2 separate regions of the Homo sapiens genome follow, and region 2 is linked to region 1. A link is a loop called in an ENCODE intact Hi-C map of the cell type or tissue named here. Cell type or tissue: K562. All regions are shown on one strand.

What was found. Hi-C counts contacts between places; a loop is a spot of excess contacts. Peaks named below come from ENCODE experiments on the same cell type or tissue, not always from the same donor. Only the 100,000 strongest peaks of a DNase experiment are listed, where the experiment ranks them.
Region 2: it touches region 1 in a loop (5-fold over the local background); 2 of 110 quality-filtered maps call a loop at or near these places.

Annotation. Positions count from the first base shown.
Region 1 is chr11:12,194,875-12,202,874 of GRCh38, reverse strand. The region is part of intron 3 of MICAL2 (microtubule associated monooxygenase, calponin and LIM domain containing 2); the gene reads right to left. Among named protein-coding and RNA genes, the nearest start is that of MIR6124, 35 kb to the right of the region's middle. In K562, a CTCF peak has its summit at 3,480; DNase peaks (open chromatin) are centred at 1,514 and 3,144.
Region 2 is chr11:12,270,148-12,278,147 of GRCh38, reverse strand. It overlaps a transcript of MICAL2 not described here. Among named protein-coding and RNA genes, the nearest start is that of PARVA, 100 kb to the left of the region's middle. In K562, no CTCF peak of the experiment used is centred here; a DNase peak (open chromatin) is centred at 3,307.

The sequences.
Region 1 (8,000 bases):
GTGATGTTGCATAACTTTGTAAATATACTAAAACCACTGAATTGTGTACTATAAGAGGGTAAATGTGAATTGTGTCATAATTTTAAAAAGCGCATGAGAAAAAAACATGGTACAGAGCTTGGCACCTACTGGTGTAAATGTCATTCTTATTGCCTAGACCTAGGCCCTGTCTTCTAGGAATTCTCAGGCTAGGGGTAAAATACCTAACTTATAAAATAAATAACTAGAACCTCTTGTGGCTGGTCTTTTTCTGGAGCCCAGACGGAAAAGCTAATCCTGCCTGGTAGGTTGGAAAAGATTTTCACAGAGGAGAGTCTTTAAAATTATTATTTTAGCCTACATTTGTTGAACACTTACTGTGGGTTGAACGGTTTCAAGTGCTTTCTGTGTTTTAGCTCTTAATCCTCACAACAAATCTAAGGAACTATTATGGTGCCCCTTTCACAGATGGGGAAATTGAGGCACAAAGCAGCTGCTTAATTGGCTCATGCTTTTACAGATTGAAAGGGGGAGAGCTGGGATTCAAACCCAGGTAGTCTTATTCCAGAGCCCACCATGCTGGACTGCTTCTGGTTTGCCAGGAATAAAAAAGAAAAAAGAACATTTCAGCAGAGGTAACTGCCCTTTCAAAGAGAAAGAGAAAGAAGCTCAAGGTGGATGGAGAGAAGGATACTTTGGGAGAAGAGACGGGAAGGAGAGAAAAGAGATGAGAGTTGGTCTGCAGCCAAATGGTAAAAGTCTTTTTTTTTTTTGAGACACAGTTTCACTCTTGTTGCCCAGGCTGGAGTGCAATGGCGTGATTTTGGCTCACCGCAACCTCTGTCTCCTGGGTTCAAGTGCTTCTCCTGCCTCAGCCTCCTGAGTAGCTGGGATTACAGGCATGTGCCACCATGCCTGGCTAATTTTTTTTGTATTTTTAGTAGAGATGGGGTTTTTCCATGTTGGTCAGGCTGGTCTTGAACTCCCAACCTCAGGTGATCTGCCCGCCTTGGCCTCCCAGAGTGCTGGGATTGCAGGCGTGAGCCACTGTGCCCGGCCAGTGAAAGTCTTAAGTGCCAAAGGCGTATTTTATGGCCTTGGTCCTGTTGGCATTTGGGACATGTGGGCAGAAGTGACAAAACAGGATTCTGTACAAGTCCCACGCTCGGTCCTCAATGGACACTGCATGCTGAAAAAGACAAGGATACTTCCCCACAATGACCTAGGATAGCTACATTCGGCAAAAGCCTTTTCATCCACAGAAAATCTTACGAGGAACATCGATACTGTCTAAAACCAGAGCAAAATGGCAATACTCTGGCTGAAAGAATGAGAGGAAACTCTTTCCTAAGGCAGGAGTTTGCCTGGGGGATCTGACTACCCCCAGCAAGGCGTCAGGCAAGGGAATGCGCACCCACTCCTCACTGCTTGACATTGCAGAGGCATCTGGTAACTGCCCTTCTGCTTGAGATCAAACCTTATCTTAAAAAAACACATTCCCCTTCCTCTAGCAAACGTTCCATCATCCAGTTATCACTCAGCTGGGCCTGCAGGGTCCCAAAGGGACAGTGCAAACAAGCATATCAGGAGCTCCCACACCACGATCAGTGTGGCTTACTGGTTGGAACCTTCCAGAGAGTTTGTAGACACCTAATTAGGGGAAATGAAGTCACCACTGAGATCCAGCTGGAGACTTCAGGGAGTGAGTGGGTGTGCAAGCCCACGTGCTTCCTCTCTGGATAGAGCCACCGGGAAAGAACCAAGCCCCGCTTCCCAAGCCCAGCACTGCTCTTTATCTCACTCCACAAACAGCTCCTTGGCTTGGACATAGCCAGACAATGACAGTCATTTCAAAGCACGACTCCAAGCCCCGACACTGGTGAGGTTTGCTTTGGGGTTAAGTCTGGATTCACTGCATTTCTTTGCAGTTAGTACATCTTTTCCTGTTTTGGAGCAGGGGTAGAAGGATGTGGGGTGAAGAGAGGCAGGAAAGAAGGAGGGGAGCCCCCTGCATCCTTCTGTCCACCAGGCCCGACCCAGTACTGCTCCCTGGACAAGGCAGGAGACCCCTTTCCCACCAGTCAGGGAGCTGCCATGCATTTTGCACGCAAACAGTAGCTGGTGTACAGTTTCTGATTCTCTTGGCTAAACCTAAAATCCCATTGGCGAAAGCTCGGTTTTCCCACCATCCTGGGCCCCAGTACATATTTCGGGCCTGAAATTTCAGAGATGCCAGTCATACCGTAATCTAAAGTCAAAGCAAATACCAACGGGCCTAATTATATAAAGGGAGAAAATTCGGTACAGATGTTATCAAGGCCAGAGAGATGGCTTGTTGGCAGGGGCCAAGTCAGGTCTTCTCTGAACGCACTTGCTGTGATTAATATGGGAACTCGGTGTTCTGGCAAGAGGCCAAATACCATGGCAGCCACGTGCCCGGGCAGAGGAGTGGGAGAGATGAGGACTTCCCCAGCATGCCCACTGTAGAAGCTCTGGATGCTGGATGTGGTCCAAACAGACCACAGATGCAAAGGGTTGTGATAACTCGACCCGAAGGAGCTCTTTCCTCAGACCCAGCTAGGCCTTATGTCCAAGGAAGGAAAGCTTTTCATTAAAACTCAATGAGATTTTAAGCTCCTGCCCCGCGCTCCCATGAGCTGTGTCCTTTCTGCTTCCCCAGAACCAGCTCTGCGGGTCATATTTTCCGTGTCTAACCCACAGCCAGTCCAAGGGTTCCTCTAAGGCTGCCCCTGTCCTCTGTATTTCTGTGTGTTCAGAGCCCAGTACCAGGCCTGCTACTTAGGAGGCCTCAATAGACAGCTGATGAACTCTCCACACCCTCTCCACCCATCCAGTTCTGGCTCTCCATTCACAACTGGGATGTTTCAGTTCACACCAGTTGGGGGTTCACATTTGCAGATTTCCACCCAGACTTGGGGAGCCAGGGTCTGCCAGGGCCACCAGCATCATGGATGTCAGCATATCTGTGTGCTCAGGTGACATAAATTATTACCCAGTGGGGAGCAGGGCAGAACCAACACCTGCAGGAAATCCATTGTATAGATAAGCTCGGCGGTGTTCAGGCCTCCACGTTAGCACAGAGGAGAGACAAACGCCTCATGGAAAAATCAGCTCTTTATCAAGGGTCAGGATGGGGGGATGGTGACCAACTAGCCCACAGTCAGGACACAAGGACTGGGCGGCCCCAGCTCACGTGTGACTTCTGCTCCTCCCCAGGGGAACCTGCAAACACAACCCACTTCTTGACATGGTGCATCTTCCAGCCGCCCCTCTCACCAGCCTACAAGTGGGCAAGTGTGCTGGGGCAGTCAGGAATGCATAAGAGATTCAGTCCCCAGAGGGAGATGCCGAGGGGACCAAGTGCTAAGCCAGGGGTTAGCAGTCTGCAGGTTTCATTTCCACTTCCGAATCCTGCCCTTGTGTTCCTTGAGAGCTGTGTGTGCAGACACTGCAGCGAGGTCGAGTGCAGAAGCTAGCACTTGACCAGGGTGTGGCGTTCTCCAGCTGGCTTACCCACCCTGCACCTCACCTAGAAAGGACAGTTGTGAGACCTAACTGCACGGTGCCTGGCACATTCTATTTGCCAGGCACTGTCCTATTTGCTTTGTGTGTTTCATCCTTGCAACTACCCTATGAAAGTGTTATGATCATCCCCACTTTATAAGTGAGGTAACTAAGGCACTGAAAAGTTAAGCAACTTGCTCCAGGCACTCTTATTAACTCTCTTTTTGAGTAAAGAGGGTAAGAAATGTCTTTAAAGTCACATAACAAATAAGCTGTCAGATCTGGATTTTAACCCAGGTACTATTGGTCTAAAGTCTATGCTCTTACCGGCTTGACTGACAGTGAAGCCCGACCTCAGTGGTGAGGTCAGGATGAAGTGAGAGGACTTGGCTCCTTCCCTGCATTGAGCACACTGTGGCCTCCTGAAAGGAGCTGGGGTTCAGGCTGGGTTCACAGGGGCTCTGCAAGGAACGAGCAAGCCAGGTCCAGCCTGAGCTTCATGTGCTTCCGCAGGGTGGGAAATCATAGGCTGGACAGAGCTTGAGCCTGTGCAAGTCACACTGGCAGGTGCCACCACAGTGGGAGTTTGGGCTTGGATAGTGCAAGCCTCCTTTGGTGAGGGTGGCCCTGGCAGCAAGCTGGGCATGGGGGAGGTCATGCATGGTGCTGTCTTCCTGGTAGCCGCAGTCCTCCCAGCACACTGACCTGCAGGCCAGCTCCCCAGGGCAGTGCACTGGTGCCAGGGACGTGCCACCATACTTCCTGGTGTGGCTCTGCAGCCTCCCTGGCTCTCAGTACCAGCCACTTATCTGAATCCAGGCAGGAAGCCCCTGGCTGTTACTGGTTTACCGTGAATAAGAACAGCTTGGTTCAGAATCGCAGGATGGAGAGTTTTCAAATTCAAGGTGCCACCCACCTGCCAGAATGTGTGTGTTGGGGGAGGGCTTGCAATAGGGACCTGGCTGCACAGCCTCACCCCTGCAGGGCAGTGCTGGGGTTTACTCATGAGAGATGGGGTTAACACTTACTGCCTGCTTATAATGTACAAGAACTGTGCTAAGCATGTTTTAAGAAATGCATCTCACTTGATTCTTACAGTAACCCTGAATTAGGCATATTCATCATCATTTGGCACATAGGAAACTGGAGCTCAGGAAGGTTAAATGACATAGCCGTGGTAACAGAACCAGGGTGAAAACCTAACCTCTGATTCCAGGGTACATGCTCAAAATCACCTGAGGTTCTAGCTGTGGAGGAATCTCTGAGAGGGGGTTGGCCAGTAGGGGCTCCCCAGGGGAACTTCAAGTGCTGCTCTGGGAAAGGAGTTACATCTCATCTGACTTGACATGGCCCTGACATCTCCAGACTCTCTTCTGTATCCAGTTATTCCTGAGTAACAATTACACACCACTTATCAATCTTAGAAATTTACAGAAATAAAATGGAAAAAGGTATCCTATGCTTTGTACGTTCCCTAAAAAAACCAACTAATTCCTCTGAGAAACATTCCGTTTCTCTCTGTTCTTCCCTTCCATCCTGAGCCAGTGCTCTCCTCCTCCATGACCAACTGTAACCAGTAGCTGCAGGGTCTGGATTTTCAGGGACAGTTTTATTCGCAGACATTCTGCCTTTTGGCCTCAGAAGTTCGTTCACACTGCTGCCTAGTTTAGAAGTTCTAAGCACAATCCTCAGGGCTTGTACCTCTCTGGGTAGCGGTTGGGTCTCATGGCATCTCCCCATTTAACACATAGGTTCCCCGAAGTCAGGGTGTGAGGGCCACCCCTGTACCCCTGCCAGCAGCAGAGTCGAACACCTCACTTGAGATCTGAAAGTATGGAGTGAACAGGTCAACACAGTCCCATCTTTGTTGTTGCCTGTGCATCTCTGTTGGGAAGACCAAGAATAATAATAGTATTAATAATAGCAATAATGAAAACAAAGCTACCGCTTATTGCCTGCTTATAATGTACATGAAGTGTGCTAAGCATACTATAAGAAATGCATCCTGCATCGTTCTTACAATCACCCTGAATTAGGCATGTTCATAGCCATTTGGCAGATAGGAAAACTGGAGCTCAGGAAGGTTAAATGACTTGGCCATGGTAATAGAACCAGGGGAAGAACCTAGCCTCTGAGCCCATACTCAAAATCCCAATCCTATATTAATCCTTCCAGGTTTCCATAAGTGTTATGTGGCAGAGCATCTAAGATATGTAAAGGACTGGTGAGATGGCTCTGGGGATTACAGGCTCATGTTCCCAAACCTCAGGAAATTGGCTGGGAACTAGAGAAGAAGAAAAACAGATACAATGAATGCTGGATTGTTTGGTATTACCTCTGACTACTTTAGGAATTTAGAGAAGAAACAGATTAGTGACTTCAGTCAAGAAAGGATCCCTCCAGGAGATAGACCATGAATGGAGAATTGAGGCTGAAGATTTGCAGAAAGAAAACAAATGGCATGCTGAGAAAGAGGGAGGTGGTTTGCAGGGCAGTGGCCAGTGAAGTGAGGGTCAGGGGTTGGTGGGGAAGGTGAAACCAGGAGAGTAGAGAAAGAAAGAGAGAAAGAGAAAGAAAGAGCCAGATCGTGGAGGGACTTGGATGGCAGACTGAAGAGTTTGGACTTTATTCCTCCCCTTTGGATTTTATGAGCTTAGAATAGGATGGAGGTGCTACTTTAGGACAATTGGTTCCAGAGCAATAACAAAGATGGTAAGAAGAGAGAAAAGAAACTAGAGGTAGAGAGGCAGTCAGGGCAGCCTTTGAAACAGTTGACCTACTTTCTTGACTCTCTCCTGCCCTGCAGTTGCTCAGGCACCCTTGCTGCTCCTCCTCATCTTCCTGTCCTCTATACCTGGAAGTGCCTGGGGCTCAGCCTTTATACCCTTCCCTTATTGACCCTGACACCATCTACTTCCATGACTTTAATTACCATCTACATGTTGATGGTGCTCAACCCTGAATATCCCACGGAATCCAGCCAACTGTGCACTGACATTTCTATCTGCTTCAATACGCATTACTCACATAACAGATCTACAACTGAACTCTTATTCCCTCCCTGCAAAAACCTGCTTCTCCCCCATCAACATGGTCTTGGTAAGTGCTACCTACTTTTCTACTTGCTTAGACCAAAAATCTGGAATCAGTCTTGGTTCTTCTCCTCTTACCTCACAACCAATCCACCAATAAATCTTGTTTACTATCTTCAGAACAGATATAGAATCCAATCAATTTTCACCGGCTCACACGCTGCCTCCTTATCCAAGTCATGGCCATCTCTCCTTTGAACTGATATCAGGGCTCCTATCTGGTCTCCCAGCTTCCACCCTTGTCACTTTGCAGTCTGTCCCCATACAGCAACCAGAGCAGTCCTCCTCAAGTCAGATCATGTCACTCACTCGTAGCTCACATCGTTTCATGTCTGCCTGTGGCACTCAGAAGTCAGAATCACAGGATGTGGCTAGGCCTTAGGACCCTATATGATCTCAACCTACAGTTTCCCTTTTGTCCTCAGCTCCCACCACCCCCTCCTCTCACACTCCAGCTGTACTAGCTTCACTGAGCCCACACATGGGCTTTTCACTCGCTTTGTCTTCTGTCTAGAACACTCTTCCTCTAAAAATATATATATTGCTATTTTCTAATACAAAAAAAAAAAAAAAGAAATCTATTGCAGAAAATACACGGGCCTAGTTTTATTTTTCTTCATATTCAACTCTAGTTTTCCAAATAGCATTTTAAACATTTGTAAATATTTCCAGCATCTACTTTTATATTTTCCCATTGTAATTTTTTTGTTTTTAATCTAGTAGCTTTACAACATTTTTTGGCAACATTTCATTATAATACTTTTCAGATATATAGAGAAGCTGCAAGACATCCAAATACTCCCCACCTAGATTCTATGATTAGATTTTGTTCTCCTTGCTTTAGCATGTATCTATTCACATCCGTCTATCCTTCTACTCACTAGTCAATTTATCTTATTTTGTGGTGCATTTCAATTAAATAGCAGAATCAATACATTTCCTCCCAAATATTTCAGCATGTATCTCATTGACTAGAGTTCAATATTTGCTCAAGGTTTTGTTTTGGTTTTGTTTGGTTTTTAGAGACAGGGTCTTGCTCTGTAGCCCAGGCTGGAGTACAGTGCCACAATCACGGCTCACTGCAGCCTCGAACTCCTGGGCCCTAGTGATCCTCCCACCTCAACCTCCCTAGTAGCTGGGACTATAGATACACACCACCACACCTGGCTAATTACAAAAAAATGTTGTAGAGAGAGGGTCTCCCTATGTTGCCTAGGCTGGTGGGCCCTCAAGCGATCATCCTGCCTCAGCCTCCCAAAGTGCTGCTGGGATTATAGACATGAGCCACTGTGTCTGGCCCAGGTTTAAGGTAAAATGTATATAAAATGAAATCCACATACTCTTTTTTCCTACTGCCTGTATAACTGCAGAAAGGTGCACATATCTTAAACATATCATTTGATG
Region 2 (8,000 bases), 75 kb before region 1:
TAAAGTCTACAGTAGTGTACAGCGATGTCCTAGGCCTTCACACTCACACACCACTCACCCACTCACTCACCCAGAGCAACTTCCAGTCCTGTGAGCTCCATTTATAGTAAGTGCCCTATATAGGTGAACCATTTTTTATATTTTCTACTGTATTTTTACTGTACCTTTTCTATGTTTATATATATTTAGATTCACAAATACTTACCATTGTGTTACAATTGCTGATAGTATTCAGTAGAGTAACACAATGTGCAGGTCTGTAGCCTGGGAGCAATAGGTTACACCATATAGCCCAGGAGTGGAGTGAGCTTGCCCATCTAGGTTTGCATAAATGCCCTCTATCATGTTCACACAATGACAGAATCACCTGATAACACATTTCTTAGAACATATCTCGGCTATTAAGCGATGCATGACTGGATACCCAGAACACAATTTAAACTCCTTACCTTGTCTTATAAGCCTTGCTCCTGCCTTCCTTCCTGGTGTAATCTCTTATTCTTTTCCCACTCAGGGTGTACCTGCCGCACCGACCTTCTCTTAGCCCAGACACACTCAGTCTCACCCAGGGGCCTGTCACTAGCTGTTGTCACTTCCTGCATTCCCCTTCTCCCTTTGCTGTCCTTTCTTGCCAACCAATTCTCAGCTTAAATGTCACCTCCTCTGGGAGGCTGTGGGAATTTGTCTGCAAAGATGGTTGCAATTATTCCCTTTAGATCCATGCCCCTTTGCAATGGGGGCTTTGCAGCTCTTCCCCTAAAGAGAGCAGCCTATTCCCCACTTGTTGAATCTGTTTAGGCCTTGTGACATGCTGTAGCCAATCAGATGGCACTGGAGCAGCACTGTGCGTTGTCAAGCCTGGGGCTCAGGAGATCTTGGATGCCTCCCCTCTTTCTCTTAACAAGCCTGGACTGCCAGTTGGAGGATGAAAGACCCACGGCCCAATAGCCCTCTGTCACCCCAGCTGACACGCAGGCTCCAGAGCAGAACCCTACTGGCCCAAACACACAGGCGAGCCCACCAAGACCACAACTGCCCAGCTGCACCTGGCTTACTTGGTCAGGGTTGGCTTACTCCGGTCTACTTTTTTACACAATCGTGGTGTAATGAACGGTGGCTGGTTTAAGTCACTCGCTTTGGGGCTGGTTTGTCACTCAGCATTATTGTGGGCATCAATAATTGCTACAGAGGCCTTTTCCTGGCCACCCAATCTAAGGCAGCTGACCAGCCACTCTCTAGCATATGTGTCTATTTTATTTATCGACCTGGCGCATAGGTGATGCTTTTCTTGTTTAGCTACTTAACTTGCTTCCTAGATGGCTCCCAATGTGATGGAAACCATGGGAAAGCAAGGACCTTGTCTTGTGTTGGCCGCTGCTATTTCCTCAGAGTCTAGTAAATAATAAGCAATCAATACCTGCTGTTGACTTACCTCTTGAGTGAATTCAGTGCATCTGGGCGAGTCCTGGAGTCTGCATGTCTAATAACCACTCCAGGTGCTTCTGATGCAGGTGATGAGGACAGCGCTCTGAGAAACAGTCACCTAAGGCACCAGGGCTTCGCTCCTCATGTTCCCCACTCTGAATCCTAGCCTGCCCAGCCCCATGCATCACCATCTTGCAGTGGGCGGCCCTCGGGACAGGTGACACCCATTCTGCACCCCTCACTACAGTCAGCATGACACTGCCTCCTGAGAAGAGCATGGGGCCAGGCCCTTTCTCTTCCCAAGAAAATAACAATTGCTAACACTTACAGTGCTTATGACGTGTGGGCACTGTTCTATACACTTAACACATATGAATTCTGTGAATCTTACCACTCCCTCTGAGATGGGTACTATGATTGTCGCCATTTTACAGATGAGGAAATGGAGGCACAGAGAGGCCACACTGCAAGCAAGTAGAGAGAAGACCCAATCCCAAATGTGATTCCCTTCCTCCAACCCCGCTTCTGTCCCCATCTGGCAGCAGCCTGAGCATACCTGCTGTCTTCGCTGGTGACCAGGACACGCACAGCCAGCACATCCTGTCCAGCTGCTTCCTCCCCAGGGCTGATCCTCACTGAGGTCCACTCGGAGGGCAGGGGAGAGGCAGCGTCCCCTTCCGCATCACTGTGCTGTGGCTCAGAGATGCTCTTCGGCCTCTTGGGGGAGGTGGGCTCATCTGCTGAGAGGAGAGCAGGGTCTAGAGAGATGGTGCAAATGAATGGCCTAGCAGGACCCTTCCAGGGGCTCAGGGCCCCTCTAGGCCTGGGGTCTACTCAGATACTCCAAAGCTGACCTTCTTGTCCTCCGTGCCACCTCTGGAACCCTCACCCCCGAGCCTGCCAGATGCCCAGGCATTTAGGGCATATTTCCCACATGTAGGGCGTGAATGCACAGATCATCCCATTTAGTCCACAGGGAAGGTTCTGAAACATTCAGAGGGGCCATTCCAGGCTAACCAGCCTCTGAACTGCTGCTGTCAAGACGGCAACATCCAACATGTTGCTAAATCCAGTGGTAACATCTCAGTTCTCATCTTATTCGACTATTCTACACACCAGCAGCATTTGACCCAGCTGGTCACTCCGTCCTAGAAACAGCTCTCTCAGCTTCTAGGATGGCAAGGCCTGCCCAATCCCCAGCCCCTTCTTCACTGGCTATCTCCTTCATTTCCTCTCCTGGCTCCACCTTCTCCCCTTGACCTTGTAACACTGAAAGATCCCGGGACTCAGTCTCTGAACCTCTTTTCTTCTCTGTCTACACTCATGCTCTTGATGCCCTCATCTGGTCTCATGGCTTTAAATAACCCCAGGCAACAATGACCCCCAGATTTCTATCTCCAGCCTGGACATTCCTGATTCTAGACTTATATAGACCACTGCTCACTTGCATCTCCGTCTACGTGTCTAACAGACACATCAGACTCAACAAGTCCGAACAGAGTTCTTCATCTTCTCCACCCACCCAACATGTCTTGCCCATAGCCTTCCCCCTCTCAGTAAATGGCAACTTCAGCTTCCTGTTGCTCCAGCCAACACCTCGCCAGCATCTTTGACTGCTCTTGTCCTTTCGTTCTTCATTCAAGTCATCGGCAAATCCTGGTGGGTCTGCCTTCAAAACACGTCGGGAATCCAGACCCCTCTCACCGCCTCTCTGCTTCCCACTCCTGGTCCAGCCACCATTGTCTTTTGCTTGGATCATAGAAACTGCCTCTGCCTGGCCTCCGTCCCTGCCTCTTGCTGTGCCCCACCCCCACAGTCTATTCTCAACACAGCAGCCAGGGTGACTCAGTTAAAACCTGAGTGAGATCATGCCACTCCTCTGCTTAAAATCACCCAGTGGCCCCTCATTTACTCAGGGTGAAAGCTGAAGGCCCTACCGAGGCCTGCAAAGTCCAAGATAACGTAGTCCCCAGTGCGTCCCGTGACCTTGTCTCCTAGCACTGGCCCCAGGCTTGCCCTGTCCTCACCATGGCACCTCCGTGATGCTCCTCCAGCACTCTGGGCACACGTCCTTCTCAGACCCCTTGCACTGCTCTTGCTTCTGCCTGGAAGGTGTTATCCCCAGACGTTTCCATGCAGGCCTCATTCACTCACTGGCTGTCTTCAAGTCCTTGGTGGAACGTCACCTGCCCTGACCATCCTATTTAATATTGCAGCCCATGCCTCAGTGCTCTCCATTCCCCTTGATTTTCATTCATAGTGTGTCTCACCCTCCAATAAACTATACAATTTCCTTTTTTCATTTTGTTTATTGTCTCTTTCTTCTATGACTAGAATGTAAGCAGTGATTTTTGTCTGTTTCATTTGTTGCTAGGGTGGTACCTGGTGAACGGTAGGCGTTCAGTGAGTGTCTGCTGAATGAGTTCATGAGTGAATGCGCCCAGCTCTGTCTTGGCCACTAACTAGCTAGGTGACCTCATCTCCAGGGACAGTGTCCAGAGAACAGGTGTCATTTTTCCTCTTCAAGATGGAGCCTTCACCTGAACTTGGCTCCCTCTCACTTCCCTCCTCCCTCTCCACAGTGTCATTCTTGTGTCCTCATTTGTCTACTGAATCTTTCCTGTCTATATTTAAATATGCTGAAAGTCTCCTGTCTTAAGAAAACTTGTTTTAATCCCAGTCCTCACCCCCAGCCCCCAGCCTACTCTTTCTTCTTCCTTCTTAGCCAAGCTTCCTGGAAGGGTTGGCTACACTCTTCTCTCTCTCCTCTTCTTTATGAACCCTCTATTCCTATAATCCTGCCTGTGCCTCCACCACTCCCAAACTACCCCCAGCACAGTCCACAGTGACCTCCTTGTTTCTAAGTCCAATTCACAGGACTTTGGGAGTCCTCCTGCGGTCCTTGAGCCTGCCCTGTCCCTGCTCCTGGGGACACCTTCTCTCCCTGCCCCTGTGGCTGGCCGTCTCAGCTATCCAGTATTCCAGCCAACCCTTAAACACCTGGGTTCTCCATGCATCCACCTGAGCCCTCTCATCTTTTTACCCATGTGTTCTCTCTGGGAGATACAATCTCTTCCCAAACTGTATTTATCACCTGTGAAGATGACTGAAGAAATTTTGATTTTTATGTGAAATACCTCATCTTAAAATATCAGACACATCAAAAAAAAAAAAAAAACATGTCTGCAGCAGACTGAGCAAGTGGGTTGCTAGTTTGTAGCCCCTGGTGCGTGTGGATGCTTGCTGTGTGCACGTGTCTACACTTCTAAGTTAGTGTAACTGGGGATGGAAGGCATTTGAGGAATGTAGTCAGATGCTTCACTACATAATAATAATGACATGGCGATGGTGGTGGTGGTGGCAGCATTAGTCATAATAAAAGCAGTAGCAGCTTACTTTTATTGGGTGCTCAATATATACCAATAATTGTTTGAGCATTTGACATGTATTAAGTCTATTAAATCTCACCCGATCCTCTCAGAAAAGCGTTGTTATTACCCCCATTTTCCTGCTGAGAAAACTCAAGCACAGAGAGGTTACGACACCAGCACAAGGTCATGTATTCTGTCAGAGGACGGGGATCAGTCTGCGTGTCTGTGAGCACAACAGAACCATGAATGGACACTGTTGCGCATGACCTTTGTGCTGGGAGTTTTGGCTGGAAAGTGCCCCCAGTTCTTTTCTCCCTCCCTATACTAGAGTTGCGCTTTACGCTGTGACTTTGCAGTCCTTCCTGCTGGAGTTGGTGGGGTGTATAGCCCTGCCCCATGGACGTGAGGCTTGGCGGCAAGGCTTGCTTTGACCTGTGGTAACTCGTGGATGGGACGTGAGCAGAGGCTTTAAGTGGGCCTGCCAGTTGGCTGTCACTCATGTTCCTGCTAGGTTACATGAAAAGAACTTGTCGCAGGTGGCCACTACCCCTTCAGTCAGGGTCCCTGATTGAGGGCACATGGAACAGACCTGGAGCCAAGCTATAGCCTGGAGCCAACCCAGTCAATCCCTTGGGGCCTCCCTCGCCCTTAGACCTACAGCCTGAAGCAGAGCTACTCAGTCAACCCACAGACTCCTGAGCAAGAAAATAGGTGCCATATGCCACTGAGACTGGGGAGGCTTATTACATAGAATGACTGTGGCAAAGACCCAGCTCCATGCCTTGCTTCTTGTGTGCCTATGAGCTGTGTGCCCAAATGCTTGTATTTCCAATAGATGCTGTGTCCTCCTCAGATCCAGGCCTGTGCTAGGGGTTTGGGGATGAACCTGCCACCACAATCCCTGCCTTCAAGGATCTCTTTCTGTCTCACAAGGGAGATAAGGCATGTTCACAAATATCTACGTGATAAGACAAAGCATGTAAGAGTGAGGCATGGAAGAGGCAGAAGGGGAGGGAGATCTGACTTCCATGCAATAGCAGCTTTGGGTTAAAGGCACTGCTATGACTGGGCTTGGGGATGAGGGGAGAGAGTGGTGGAGTCCAGGGTGGCCTAGCAGGATGAGGCGGCTGCGGGTGGCCAAGGCAAGCTCAGCTATGCCAGTCTGCAGAGGTACCAGACCCACAGCCCCCACGCCTCAGAGCCCAGACCAAACCTGTAAGGAACACCCAGTGTCCTGCTTTTCTCTTTCCTCCTTCCATGGAGGGATGGAACAGGCCAGGGCTCAGCCTGGCTCCCTGGGCTCCAGGAGGGTGGAGGGCACGGCTGACAGATGGCCTCTCAGAGCACAGAGCCAGGGCCAGCGTCTCTCACAGTGAACCCAGACATCAGGGCAGGGACAGCAGTGTTGAGGTAGAGACTCTGTAAAAAAGAAGCTGGTACTTCCTCTGGGCCCCCTTTTGCCAATGTGCCCAGACAAAAAGCCTCAAAGGAGGCCAGTCTCCTCCCCGACTTCTGCAGTCTAACACTCAGGCCATGGCTAGTGCTGGGTTTTATGGGGTTCAGTGCCACCTCCACGAGAAAATTCCTCCAGTCAAGTGGCTACTTCCAGATATCTCTTTTCATTCCCAGACAGCTCCATCTGTGTGCGTATAACAGTAGTAATACTAGTGGCACTAGTACAAATACTGGAAATAATGCTAATGACAGTAACAAAAGCAACACTGACTCATCGAGTGCCCATATGCCTTCATCCACCCTAGCATCCCAACAGCCCTAAGAGAACGGTATTAGCATCCTCACAGGATGAGTGGAAAAGATTGGAGTCCAGAGAGAACACCCACCAGGCCAGCCAGTGAGTGCACAGTGCTGGGTATCACCGCAGCTGGGCCTCCGGCTGCTGGGCACAGAGCAGCTGCACATGTGGCCAGCCCCAGGTGAAGAGCCAGGTGTGCTCACCTGTGCTGCATGCCCACACCACCAGCCCTCTTGCTGTCTCCCTGAGGCTGGCTGCTCTTTAAGAGTTTGCCTGAAGCCATCTTTGCTCATTTGGAGAATGAAGGACTCTAATGGGGGCTGGAGGATGACAGGAGAGGAGGTACCTAGGAGTCATGGGTGAGAAGGATCCAGCACCCTGCAGAGCAGCTGCTGCCAGCCTGTGGCACGAAGCAGCTTTGCCCAGAACTGAGCACCTCAGCCTCATCTCAGCTCTGGCCAGATACCTGCTCCCTGACAAAAGATAGGACTTCAAAGATCCTAAGTGCCGGGTCCAAGGCCTACCTATGAGCCTGGGAAAGGCAGAGCCAGGCAGGGTCTGGGGAAACGTCTGTCCTCACACATGGCTCCCAACAGCCAGGTCCAGAGGCCCTTTCCTGGCCAGACCCCTGCCGCAGGGTTATGGAGAGGCGCGGCACTCCCTGGTTCTGCGGGTGAAATTGCTGCTGCTTTCTACTCAAGTCTGAAACTCTTCCACTCACCCCCAGAACCCAGGGAGATGACAACGCAACAGGCCTCCTGTGTGCTGCTATTAACCCCACTTTGCAGGAAAGGAAACCAAAGCTTGGAGGAGTTATCACACTTGACCAATGTCACACAGCTCCTAATGGCCAGAGCCATCTCTGGCCACTGTCCACTGTTCTCTCTGCAGAGAAAAGTTGAGAAAGAAAGCGGCAAAACTAAGAGGATCAGGATCCAGTCAGGAAGACAGGGCCAAGCCAGGGAGTTCAACAGAAGCATCCAGACAGGAAATGAACTGCAATGGTGCCGGAAGAGCTAAAAGCCAAACAGGGATGAAGCAACCCAGAGAGGAGCAGCAGCAGGCCACTGTCCCTCAACAGCAGAGGGACAAGGAGAAGAGCTGGTGCCACCAGAGCCCAGAGGCCACAACACTGCCACTGCTGCAAGGCAGGGAGCTGGGAGGGACACCCTGGCTTCCCCTTGGATCCTGCCCTCCAGCCCCACACCAGCGCGTCCAGCAGTCAAAACTAACAGTAAGCCAGTTTCAAGGGAGCTGGAAAATGTAGTTTGCAAGGGATACGCCTTTTCAATACAGAGCCAGCCAGAGAAGGGCGGGGAAGGCATCTGAGCACACACAGGTAGATATCTGGGATTCTGAGCAGAGTGGCCTCCCTGCCCTCTTATAAGAGGGGACACTACAAGTCCCCAGCAGGATGAGGGAGGGCCCTAGGAAGATGCTTGTGGCAGGCA